2 separate regions of the Homo sapiens genome follow, and region 2 is linked to region 1. Evidence: chromatin contacts called from ENCODE Hi-C or POLR2A ChIA-PET data. All regions are on one chromosome and are shown on one strand. Each heading gives the region's core, a stretch centred on a gene start or an enhancer-like site at or near the end of the contact. The rest is flanking DNA. Distances are from core to core; before and after follow the strand shown. Region 1 overlaps RPGRIP1 (RPGR interacting protein 1). Region 2 holds the start of AP1G2 (adaptor related protein complex 1 subunit gamma 2).

Evidence for each region. Hi-C counts contacts between places; a loop is a spot of excess contacts on that map. ChIA-PET counts read pairs that join two places held with the same protein, here RNA polymerase II (POLR2A). Pooled maps may share reads with other maps.
Region 2: a pooled map shows a loop between it and region 1 (2.7-fold over the local background). The contact joins the promoter of AP1G2 here to the enhancer-like site in region 1. A Hi-C loop is called at or near these places in 1 of 37 single-sample maps with no recorded cell type and 2 of 50 pooled maps. POLR2A ChIA-PET finds 5 or more read pairs at or near these places in 1 of 52 experiments (activated B cell).

Annotation. Positions count from the first base shown.
Region 1 is chr14:21,306,640-21,312,001 of GRCh38, forward strand. It overlaps RPGRIP1 (RPGR interacting protein 1), which reads left to right. Exons shown (of 25, transcript NM_020366.4): 7 at 1,092-1,197; 8 at 3,945-3,968; 9 at 5,185-5,331. Among named protein-coding and RNA genes, the nearest start is that of RPGRIP1, 29 kb to the left of the region's middle. RefSeq lists enhancers at 2,245-2,772, 2,595-2,754. Within about 2 kb of position 2,217, at least 12 of the 41 ENCODE cell types and tissues checked have a DNase peak (open chromatin) inside an H3K27ac peak, as active enhancers do.
Region 2 is chr14:23,565,588-23,570,949 of GRCh38, forward strand. AP1G2 (adaptor related protein complex 1 subunit gamma 2) reads right to left here and starts at 2,204. Exons shown (of 22, transcript NM_003917.5): 1 at 2,152-2,204; 2 at 1,524-1,732; 3 at 975-1,099; 4 at 691-832; 5 at 477-573; 6 at 229-305; 7 at 19-114. The coding sequence starts at 1,727. JPH4 (junctophilin 4) reads right to left here. Exons shown (of 6, transcript NM_001146028.2): 5 at 5,341-5,362; 6 at 2,451-4,130. The coding sequence ends at 4,047. AP1G2-AS1 (AP1G2 antisense RNA 1) reads left to right here. Exons shown (of 4, transcript NR_110555.1): 3 at 1-1,835; 4 at 2,102-2,489. RefSeq lists enhancers at 1,417-1,506, 1,537-1,776 and silencers at 2,257-2,306, 3,296-3,395.

The DNA of each region.
Region 1 (5,362 bases), core at 967-3,466:
GTAGAGACGGGGTTTCACCACGTTGGCCAGGATGGTCTTAATCTCTTGACCTCGTGATCCACCCGCCTCAGCCTTCCAAAGTGCTGGGATTATAAGCGTGAGCCACCGTGCCGGGTGTATTTTACTATTATTATTATTATTATCATTATTTTTTGAGACAGTCTCACTCTGTTGTCGCCAGGCTGGAGTGCAGTGGTGCAATCTCGGCTCACTGCAACCTCCCCCTCCCAGGTTCAAGCAATTCTCCTGCTTCAGCCTCCTGAGTAGCTGGGACTACAGGTGCGCACCACCACACCCAGCTAATTTTTGTATTTTTAGTAGAGATGGGGTCTCACTATGTTGGCCAGGATGGTCTCAATCTCTTGACCTCGTGATCTGCCCGCCTCAACTTCCCAAAGTGTTGGGATTACAGGCCTGAGCCACCGCACTCGGCCACTATTGTTATTTTTTGAGACAGAATCTCACTCTGTTGCCTAAGCTGATTTCAGCTCACTGCAACCTCCGCCTCCCGCAGTTCAAGCGATTCTCTTGCCCAGTGTCCATAGCTGGGATGACAGGCTTATGCCACCACACCCATCTGACTTTTGTGTTTTTAGTAAAGACAAGGTTTTGCCATGTTGCCCAGGCTGGTCTCCAACTCCTGACCTCAGGCCATCTGCCCGCCTCAGCCTCCCAAAGTGCTGGGATTATAGGCGTGAGCCACGGTGCCTGGTTCATAATCTTCTTTTTAAGTTTTCTAGCACGTTCAAACCTCACTGGTTTCTCTAAGGAAACGGCTGAGACCTAGCTTGACATTGCAAGGTTTGTGGGAAATTATGAACACCATCATTTAAAAAAGTAGTTATTATCTTTTCTCATAACATAAGCTTAAGGTTAGTGATCTCTATCAAATCTTGGCTGGCGTGATGAGAAATGGGAGAAAGGAGATTATTTACTAGACTGTACATACACCACATACTTGTGTTCTAGTGTGGGTAAGACGGGAAGGCAAGAGACAAGAGGGAGGTATTCTTACTAGGGCATAGTCAAGGAGAAAATGTCTTTAATTCTATCCATGTTCAGACAGAATAATTTAGCGCCTTTCTCTGCAGAGCTTCCATTAAAGAGAAGGTAGAGCTGATTCGACTTAAGAAGCTCTTACATGAAAGAAATGCTTCATTGGTTATGACAAAAGCACAATTAACAGAAGTTCAAGAGGTGAGTTGCCATCATCAGCTGTGCTTTCTTGGTGGGGGGAAACCCCAATTAAGAGATTCATATTATTTTCTCCATTTTAAATATGAGAAGCCACAATTCAGAAAGACAATTTATAAGTGATATCACACAATTTATAAGTGATATTCAAATCCAAGCCTCACAACTCGGAGTCTATGCTTTTCCCAGTATTTCCCATTAGTTCTCTATTAAGAGGAAGGCTCAAGCTCTGCCTGCTAAGGTGAAATAAAGTGGAGTTAACTTGTGTAAGGGTTACGGTCCCCTACGAAGACCACAACCAGAATGTGATTAAATTAGGAAGCCAAAAGCAGTCACAGGGAAGGGAAGGAAACTAGCCTTTTAATTAGCACTTTCTGTGAGCTGTACTCTGTCCCAGATATTTACAGTCATGATCTTTTTTAAGCCTGACAACAGCCCTCAAGGTAAGTATATTTAGCATTAGCACACATTAGAAACTAACATCTGATTGGTGGAAATAGAGTATCAAGGGTCAAAGTAAGGTCAGCACCATCCTTTTATTGAACAAATATTTATCCAGTACCAGGAATTGCAAAGCACTGGGATACAAAGATTCCAAGGGTAAGTAAGAAAAAACTGCCTTCAAGGAGTTTATAGGAGTGAGAAAACAAGTAAACAAATTCAACTATCCTATGCAGGGTATGGGCAGGACACAAAAGAGAGAGTAGTCAGACCCACCAGTGGGTGAGGTGCTGATATGGCTGATAAGTGGAGGAACACCAGGGCTCTTGTCTCACGCGAATTAGATAAAACGACACGGACACAGGTGGAGCGGCTTTAAGGAGCGGAGAGTTTAATAGGCAAGAAACAAGGGAGAAGAAAGACGGAAGAAGCTCCCCTGTACTGAGACAGAGGGAGAAGGACTCCAAAGCAGAGAGGGGAGACCTCATGTGCCGGGAAAAGTGGCTGCTTATATGAGTAGGCAGGAGGAGGTAGTGTCTGATTTGCATAGGGCTCAGGGGATTGGTTTGACCAGGCATGTCACTCATGTAGCCTGTGGAAAAAACTGGCCCTCCTACCCTAGTCTTTTAATATGCAAATGAAGGGCGCCATGATGTTCTACACACGTGGGGATATGTGGGGGTGGCCATGTTGCCAGGTACAGGTCGGGGAAAGGACAGGAAGACAAGGGCGGGAATCGCCATGTTTGGGTGGACCCAGTTTCTAAAGACCTGTATTTGCATATCAAAGGTTGCCTTCCCGGCTGTAAGAGCCAGGGCTTTCCTGCTAGACAAAAAACGTTTCTGGAGCTGCTTTAAAGGACGAGAAAACTTTCCAAGGACCCCTTTTCCTCTCTATCTGCCTAAAATTATTTTTAATAACTCCTTTAACAGTGCCAGATCAGAAAAGGATTAATGACTGGGTGCGGTGGCTGGAGCCTGTAATCCCAGCACTTTGGGAGGTCAAGGAGGGAGGATCACTTGAGCTCAGGAATTCGAGACCAGCCCAGACAACATGGCGAAACCCCATCTCTATCAAAAATAGAAAAATTAGACAGGCATCGTGATGTGTGCCTGTAGTCCTAGCTACTATGGAGGCTGAGGCAGGAGGATTGCTTGAGTGCTTGAGCCCAGGAGGCAGAGGTTGCAGTGAGCCGAGATCCCGATACGGCACCTCAGCGTGAGACTTTGTCTCAAAAAAAGAAAAAAGAAAAGGATTAATAAAGGAATAGATTTGTGAGTTAAATACTGAAATACTAAAAGATTAGCTTGTGTTAATAAGTGTGTAAGAGAAGAGGGGGCTTTCCATGAGAGCAGAGGTGAGAAACATCAGGTCTGGTCATGAAGGACACACTAAGAATTTTTTTTCTCGTTGTCATTAAAGACAGAACATGCTAGGAATTTAGACTTTATCCTACAAACAGCAGAGAGCTATGTGAAAGGGTTTTAAGCAAGTTGATATGATCAATTTTTTTCTCTCTCAAGATTATTTGACCTTTTTTAAAAAATAAAAAATAAATTTAAAAAAAAAGTTTGGGAGGCTGAGGTGGGTGGATCGCTTGAGGTCAGGAGTTTGAGACCAGCCTGGCCAACATGGTGAAACCCCGTCTCTACTAAAATACAAAAATTAGGTGTGGTGGGGGGCACCTGTAATCTCAGCTACTTGGGAGGTTGAGGAAGGAGAATTGCTTGAACCTGGGAAGCCGAGGTTGCAGTGAGCCAAGATTGTGCCGCAGCACTCCAGCCTGGGCAACAGAGTGAGACTGTCTCAAAAACAAAAACGAAAACTTACCTCTCATATTTGCTACAAGGATTAAATGAGATAATATGTGTGAAATGATTATAATGATCATGATGTGGCAGGTAATGAAACACATAGTAACACATAGCAACTACTCAACTAATTATAGCTGTTGTTATGATCATTCTTTTTTTTTTACTAAAACTGAAGAGATCTTTCTGAAGTGTGCTAAGTAACAGTACCTAATTTAAGATTAAACATTTTTCTTGGATAATCCACCAAGTACAATGCAAATGTTAATAAATGACCCTTCATTCTTTTTTGAGAAATGGTGTGAATGATTGCAGTCACAGACTACTTGGCAAGCTAGGGCAGGGGAAAAATAGCAACAATTAGTAAACAAGTACACAAATTGATTTGTTTTGTGGGATTTTTATAATGTCTTTAAAAATGTTAAGCATTATATTACAGTGATAAATATATCATGAAATTGATAAATCAATAAAATAATAATAATTTCTTTCTTCCAGGCATACGAAACCTTGCTCCAGAAGGTACTTAATGAGAATTGAGTCTCTGTTTCTTAGTAACCAGAATAATCAAACCCAAAGAAATCTATGTTCATCTCCAAGTAACATAACACCAGAATTTAGCTAACTAAATCAATGTTATTATGTCATATAGTTTCTGTTAAAAATGATACTATTATGATTATCAAAAGATACAGATACTTATTGCACTGTTTTCATAAAAATTGAAATATGAAATTGTAGTTGAGAAATATTTGGCATGGTATTTTTAAGCCTATTGCTGGAGCAAATTATAGCATTTGCTCAAAACTTCCTAAGAGTATTCTTCTAGCATGTGTGAGGTGATGAGATATAACAAAGTTGTTGCAGGTATTCTCAGATGGTCTTAAATATTTGGCCCTATTCACCACTGTGAGTGGGCTGCATGTGAAGCTAGGTGAATGTCTGTGCTTAAGAATCACCACTAAGACAGAGTTCCAAACGAGACCACCCAGCTGTGCCTCACCAGAGGAGTCCGCCAGAAACACACACAGAACTTCTGGAGTTAACATGTCACTTGTCTAGGTACAAACGTAGTCATCATAAAAAAGCAGTCAAATAGCTTAGAAAGTGAAGGCAGCTTTGGAAGGTGGCAACTAATTTAAAGCTAGGGATTAATTTGAACCTTGAGAAAATTAAGGCTCAAGGGCCAGGCGCGGTGGCTCACGCCTGTAATCCCAGCACTTGGGGAGGCGGAGGCGGGTGGATGACCTAAGGTCAGGAGTTCGAGACCAGCCTGGCCAACATGGAGAAACCCTGTCTCTATTAAAAATACAAAAATTAGCTGGGCGTGGTGGCTCATGCCTGTAATCCCAGCTACTCAGGAGGCTGAGGCAGGAGAATTGCTTGAACCCGGTAGGCAGAGGTTGCAGTGAGCCAAGCACTATTGCACTCCAGCCTGGGCAACAGAGCGAGACTGTCTCAATAAATAAATAAATAAATAAATACAAGAAAAGAAAATTAAAGCTCAAATGATGAACTACAATTGCCCAGAATGGAAACCCTACCTACCAGGGAAATTATACTTCCAGAGAAATGCTAGGGTGAAAAACAAGGTTAACGAACAGTACAAAGGTAATAAGCTATTAATCAAAGTCATTCTTTGTGACATCTGTTAGAGAATGCTAGGGTTGCTGGTGTCTGGAGACCACTCGTGCTGAGTGATATGACCATTCCCAGAGGTACTTTCCTTTTGACCCAGAATCAGGGAATCCTGAGTGCAGCCCATGAGGCCCTCCTCAAGCAAGTGAATGAGCTCAGGGCAGAGCTGAAGGAAGAAAGCAAGAAGGCTGTGAGCTTGAAGAGCCAACTGGAAGATGTGTCTATCTTGCAGATGACTCTGAAGGAGGTAAATAATAATAGTTGAAAGATACCATCTA
Region 2 (5,362 bases), core at 954-3,453, 2.3 Mb after region 1:
AGTGAAAGGTCACCCCACCTGCAGGAAGGGGTCGCTGACTCCAGATATGCTGTGTTCTGTGGAGTATCCCATTGTCACCAGAGTCCGGAGGATGTGTACCAGCTGGGGTACCACCTGGAGGGAGGGCACAACTTTGGGCATTCGTTCTAATCCTCTCCAGCTAAAGCCCCATTCCTTCCCCACTGACCCTGTCTTCCAGGCCCAGGGCCTGCCCCTTCACCAGCCCACCTTTCGGAAGTGCCTGAGGGCTGCAGGGCTTCGTTCGCAGAGCTCCGTGATCAGCGTGATGGTGCCCAGCAGGATGCCTGGGGTCAGCGTCGGGGAAGTGAATGGTGGGGGCCAGGGGCAAGAGAGTCTATTGCGTGTGTGCCTGTGTGTGTGCACTACCCTTCTCCTGTGAGCTGGGGTTCCCATCCGATTTTCAATTCTTCTGTCCATAGACCTGAAGCAAAGGATGGGGGGCCCCACAGCCTTACCATGGTGACGCTCATGAAGCAGTTGGGCACAGGGTGGGAGGAAGACACTGGAGAGTTCAGGGACCTTCCGGATCATGTGCACTGCAGTCAGAATAGCCTGCAGAGGTCAGGGGCCTCAGACAGGGGTCAGAGGAGATGGACCCCTGCATCTACTACTATATAGCACGCAGCAGGCAGTGTGCAGGAGCACGTGCCAGGAGTCCCGCCATCTCACCTTCTTGCGCACGTAGGGACTGGGCTGCAGGAGCAGTTTCTCCACCTCTGGGGCCAGGTCTCGGCACATCTCAGCAGAGCCCATGGTGCTCAAAGTGCACAAGGCCAGGCCTTGTACTGGCTGAATCCCCTGGCTCAGGTCACTGCAGGGTTTGGGAGGACGGTCAGTCAAACCTCTGAGAAAATCAGTCCTTTTCAATACCCACAACAGGCAGTCCCCTGGGATTTCCAAGGTCCCTACTCTCCCATCTCCCTGATTCCAAGTGATTGCCAGAACCCTCTCACTTCTTGATGCTGTTGGTAATGAGCAGGTGGGCATCGTGCCTCTCATCCAATAGAAGCATGGCCCCCAGGTAGCCCACCCTCTTGTCTGTGAATCTGGAGGAGGCGATCAGTTTCAGGCACTCCATCTATAGTGAAGGGGGCAGACCAGGAAGAGGCAGGGGTGAAACCATAGACACTCACATCCCTGTTCCATCTTCCTCTTTAAAACCAGATTAACCTGTGGGGCATCATATCTCATCACTCTCCCTTCAACAAGAGGAGAAGCTTAGGAAATTCAGGCGTTAGTGGGTAGGAGGAACTAGGAGTTGAGGAGGATGGGAGCGGAGAGGAGGAGATGCCTGCCCTAAAGGAGGCTGGCCAGAGAATGAAGGGTTCAGGCCAGCTGATGACCAGTAGGGGTAGCAATGGGGAAAGAGGTTTGCAGTGCAGGCTGTGAAGACTCTGAAATTGTAGAATTTAAAAAACCAGGGCATAAACAGGTGAGAGAGTCTGGGACTCTGCCCCACTAGCCTTCATCAAGCTCAGGAGGGAGGTATTCCTGGCCAGTACCTGTCCAAAGTGGGCGGGGTAGCCCAACATGTGGACGTAGAGCAGTTTGGCCAGCTGCCGGTGCCTGTGCACTGGGTCCCCGTCGCGGAAGGAGGCCCGGATGTGGGCACACTCCTTTTGGATCACCTCCCGCTCCTGGGCCTGAGTCTTGGCCCCGCGAATCTCTTCGATGAGGTCCTGAAGCTTCAGCGAAGGCACCACCATCCTGACTGGCAGAGTCCGGGAGTGGAGAAACACTCTCTGGTCGGGCGTGCCTGGGCTTTCGGCCCAGGCCCGTCCTGTGTCAAGACCCTAAGAGCCCGGGTCCCACAGGTACCCTAAAATTGCGCCCGCATTTTACCTTTCCCGAAGTGGGTCTCCAAATTCCGCGCCCACCCCACCGCCCGAGAAGCCCACTACGCATGCGTCCGCACCCCACCGGCGCCCCTTCCTATTGAGCATGCGCGGGAGCCCCACCTATTTCTCTCTACCGTTTCCTCCCCCTACCTGGTACCCCATCCCTAGCTCAGCCATTGCTTTTTTTTCCACGACCCTCCGCTGTTTCTTCCGCGAGCTTCCTCCCCCGATTTCCATCTCAGGCAGCGGCAGCGGCAGCGACAGCCTGCCTACCCCAGGACTCCAGCCTCACCTGGCTTCTGCCTCAACTCCGCTCCTCTGCCCCCCAGCGCTTCCTGGTACGGGGCCGAGCAGGGGTTGGTGCTCCGTGCGGTCCTTCCCTCTCCCCGCCTCCACCACGGGACCCCGCCCTCCTGGGCCGACTGCAGAGCCTTCCTGAATCCTCTGACCTCGGGCCTCAGGCTTTAGCGGAGAGACAGCATGATAGGCCTGGAGTTCTTCAAGAGGCCTCCTCGCACATCCTTACCACCCGGAGAGCCTCAGTTTGGATTTGAAGCCATCGCACCCCAAAGGAGATGACAATCCCCCCCCTTTTTTGAACTTTTTTATTAATATATTTTTTTTGTTAAATTTCTTTGTATTTTTTTCCTGCAAGACTTGGTGTTGGCGGCACTGTTGTAGTTTAACTTCAATCCCAAATTCCATGAAATAGAAATCAGAAGTAAAGGTTGAGAGGGGAGGAAGGAGGGAGGCAAGCCAAGGAATAAACAAGAGTTTGACTAGAAAAAAAGAAGAGGGTATGTGTGGTGGGCATTCCTGGGCAAGGCCATTCCTTGAGGGAGGGGGTTGGCAGGCAGCTTGCCTCTGCCTCATGCAGGGGAGGGAGGAAAGATCCCCTGGGGACCCTGCAGTCCCCTCTTCCTAGGGCTTCCTGCTCCCAGGGGAAAAACTAATACCAGAGAGGGATCAGCCACAACCTCAAACAGGGCTCTCCACCCACCTGTCACCCGGGTTTGACTCCCACCTCTGCCCTGCCTGGGAAGCATGTGAGATCAGCTATCTTTGATCCCCTCCTTCTGTTGTTTTCCCATTTCACAAGATTCTGATGTAAAGGGGGAAGGGATATAACCCATTTTGGGACTACTAAACTTGTCACAGCTTCTGCTTCCATGTGAGCTCCTGTTATCTTGTCTGGTCCTATCCCCCAGAAGTGCCTCCTCCCACCACAACTCCCAGAGTTGGGATGTGGGGGCCTTGCTCAAGTGCCTCTAACCCTCTGCAGTAGAAATGTCTTCTTCAGGCCCCTTAGGAATTTAATCAAAGGCCACAAGTGAGTCCAGACCAACCAAATAAACTATTATGGGGGAGACAGAAGGGTGGGAGAAGTCAGTGGCAAAGTCTGGGCAGGGTGGACTTGACTGCATTGGATATTCTCTGTTCCTTTACACGTTGCTCTTGGCATGGCATGCCACCAGAGGGGGCTGGAGGAGGGGCTGGCCGATGAGGAGAAAAAGAGGGAAATGCTGGGGAGTTACTCTACTTTTCACTTCCCTTCTCTCCTTCAGGGAAGGATGGAATTGGGCAGTAACCCAGCTCAGTGCTTGGAGGTAAGATAATAGCCTCCAAGATTAGAGGTGGAGGATGCACCTCCTGCAGCTTTTTCACTAGGCCTCAGAGGGACAGCAGGCCCCTTAGGCTAGGGAGCCACAGCAGCTCAGCCAGTGCCTTGCCCGACATTCAATCACTCCTTCTTCATTTTCTTCCTCCTCTCCATTCAGCTTCCAGGAGTCTCCTTAGGACACCAAACCCCCACCCGCAGCGAAGTTGAGGTCTAAAGAAAAGGTGGGAGGGCGTGGAGCAATGGTCTGACTTAGATTTGTGTGTCTCAGAGAAGACAGCAACTCTGAGAGAGAAAAGCCCTTCATATGTAAACAATCTAGAGAAAGAAGGGGTTGGGATGGGGAAGGGAGTGAGGAATACAGAGACAGATCCAGAAGAAATGAGATAATCTGAAAGAAGACAGGGAAAGAAAAAGCGAGAGAAAAAAACAAAGGAGCACAGAAAAGAAAGGAAGAAGAGAAAGAAAGATAGGAGAAAACACAGCCAGGAAGAGGAGAAGAGAAAAAAGGCAGGTCAAAGGGGTGAAGAGGCACGCAACCAAAGCCAGAACCAGGCCAGGAAGTAGCCTCAGGTGAGGAGCTGGGAGAACAGGAATGCCAGGCTGAGGTCCAGGAGGGCCACGGCTCCCACCACCAGGGGGTTGGCAGCTCCCTAGAGAGACAGAGGGGGAAGCAGACTCAGTCCCCGAGGACAGGGCCCACCTTCCTGCCCTGACTGAGGTGGCAGAGCTGAAGGGTCTCAGGCACCTCCCTGCACAGCCTGGAGCAGGGGGATCGCCAACATTTGTTTTGGATTGCAAAACCCCCTCTTCTCCCAGGCAGGGCCCCACCTTTCCTCTGACACCTTCAATGCAGGGACAGCCCTTCCACCTCCTCCCTCTAGTCCCCTCCCATCAGCATATCATGTGTCCCAGGCAGGAGGTGCCTGGCCTTAGTAGCAGACATTGGCAGCAGCAGCCAGTACTGCAGTAAGGCAGAGGGATGAAGGGGTGAGGATGTGGTTGCTAGGAAACAGAAGGCCTAGAGCCCAATCAGAGTAGAGGGTTCTGGGCAAACTCCGCCTCTCCCGGTTTTCTGCCTTCTTCTCTATTTCAACTTCTTCCCGGGAGAGGGAGGGAGAGTCAGGGTAGGGAGGGAACAATCTTTTCCTTTTTTATTTCTGGGCACCAAAGAGAGAAAGTGCGGAGGTGGGGGTGGGGGTGGAGTAGGAAACTGAGAGCTGGAAATGATATGGAAGGAGAACGGGGGAAAAATGTTCTGGCTCTCCCATTAATTATTAGTTTACAACCCTGGGCAAGTTACTTTTTTTTTTTTTTTTTTTTTTGAGACAGAGTCTCGCTCTGTCACCCAGGCTAGAGTGCAGTGGCGCGATCTCAGCTCACTGCAGGCTCCGCCTCCCGGGTTCACGCCATTCTCCTGCCTCAGCCTCCCAAGTAGCTGGGACTACAGGCGCCCGCCACCACGCCCGGCTAAATTTTTTTTGTATTTTTAGTAGAGACGGGGTTTCACTGTATTAGCCAGGATGGTCTCGATCTCCTGACCTCGTGATCCGCCCACTTCGGCCTCCCAAAGTGTTGGGATTACAGGCGTGAGCCACCGCGCCCGGCCTGGGCAAGTTACTTTAAGTGCTCTGGGCCTCAGTTCCCCCATCTGTCAAATGAGGGAGTTGGGCTTGCAGGTGTGTAAGGTTCCTTCCAGCTCGAACGCCCTCTATTTTTTTGAGGTGGGATGTGGTCCAAGACTGGCCAGGCAGAGGAAGCCGAGTGAGATAAAAAGCCCCCCCGGTGATCAGACAGTTCTGGAAAGGGTGGGAGGCAAGGCTTTGGGAGAAGAGGGCACACAGCAGGGACAGAGGATCTCACCGGCTGGGCAGGCCTCTCGGTT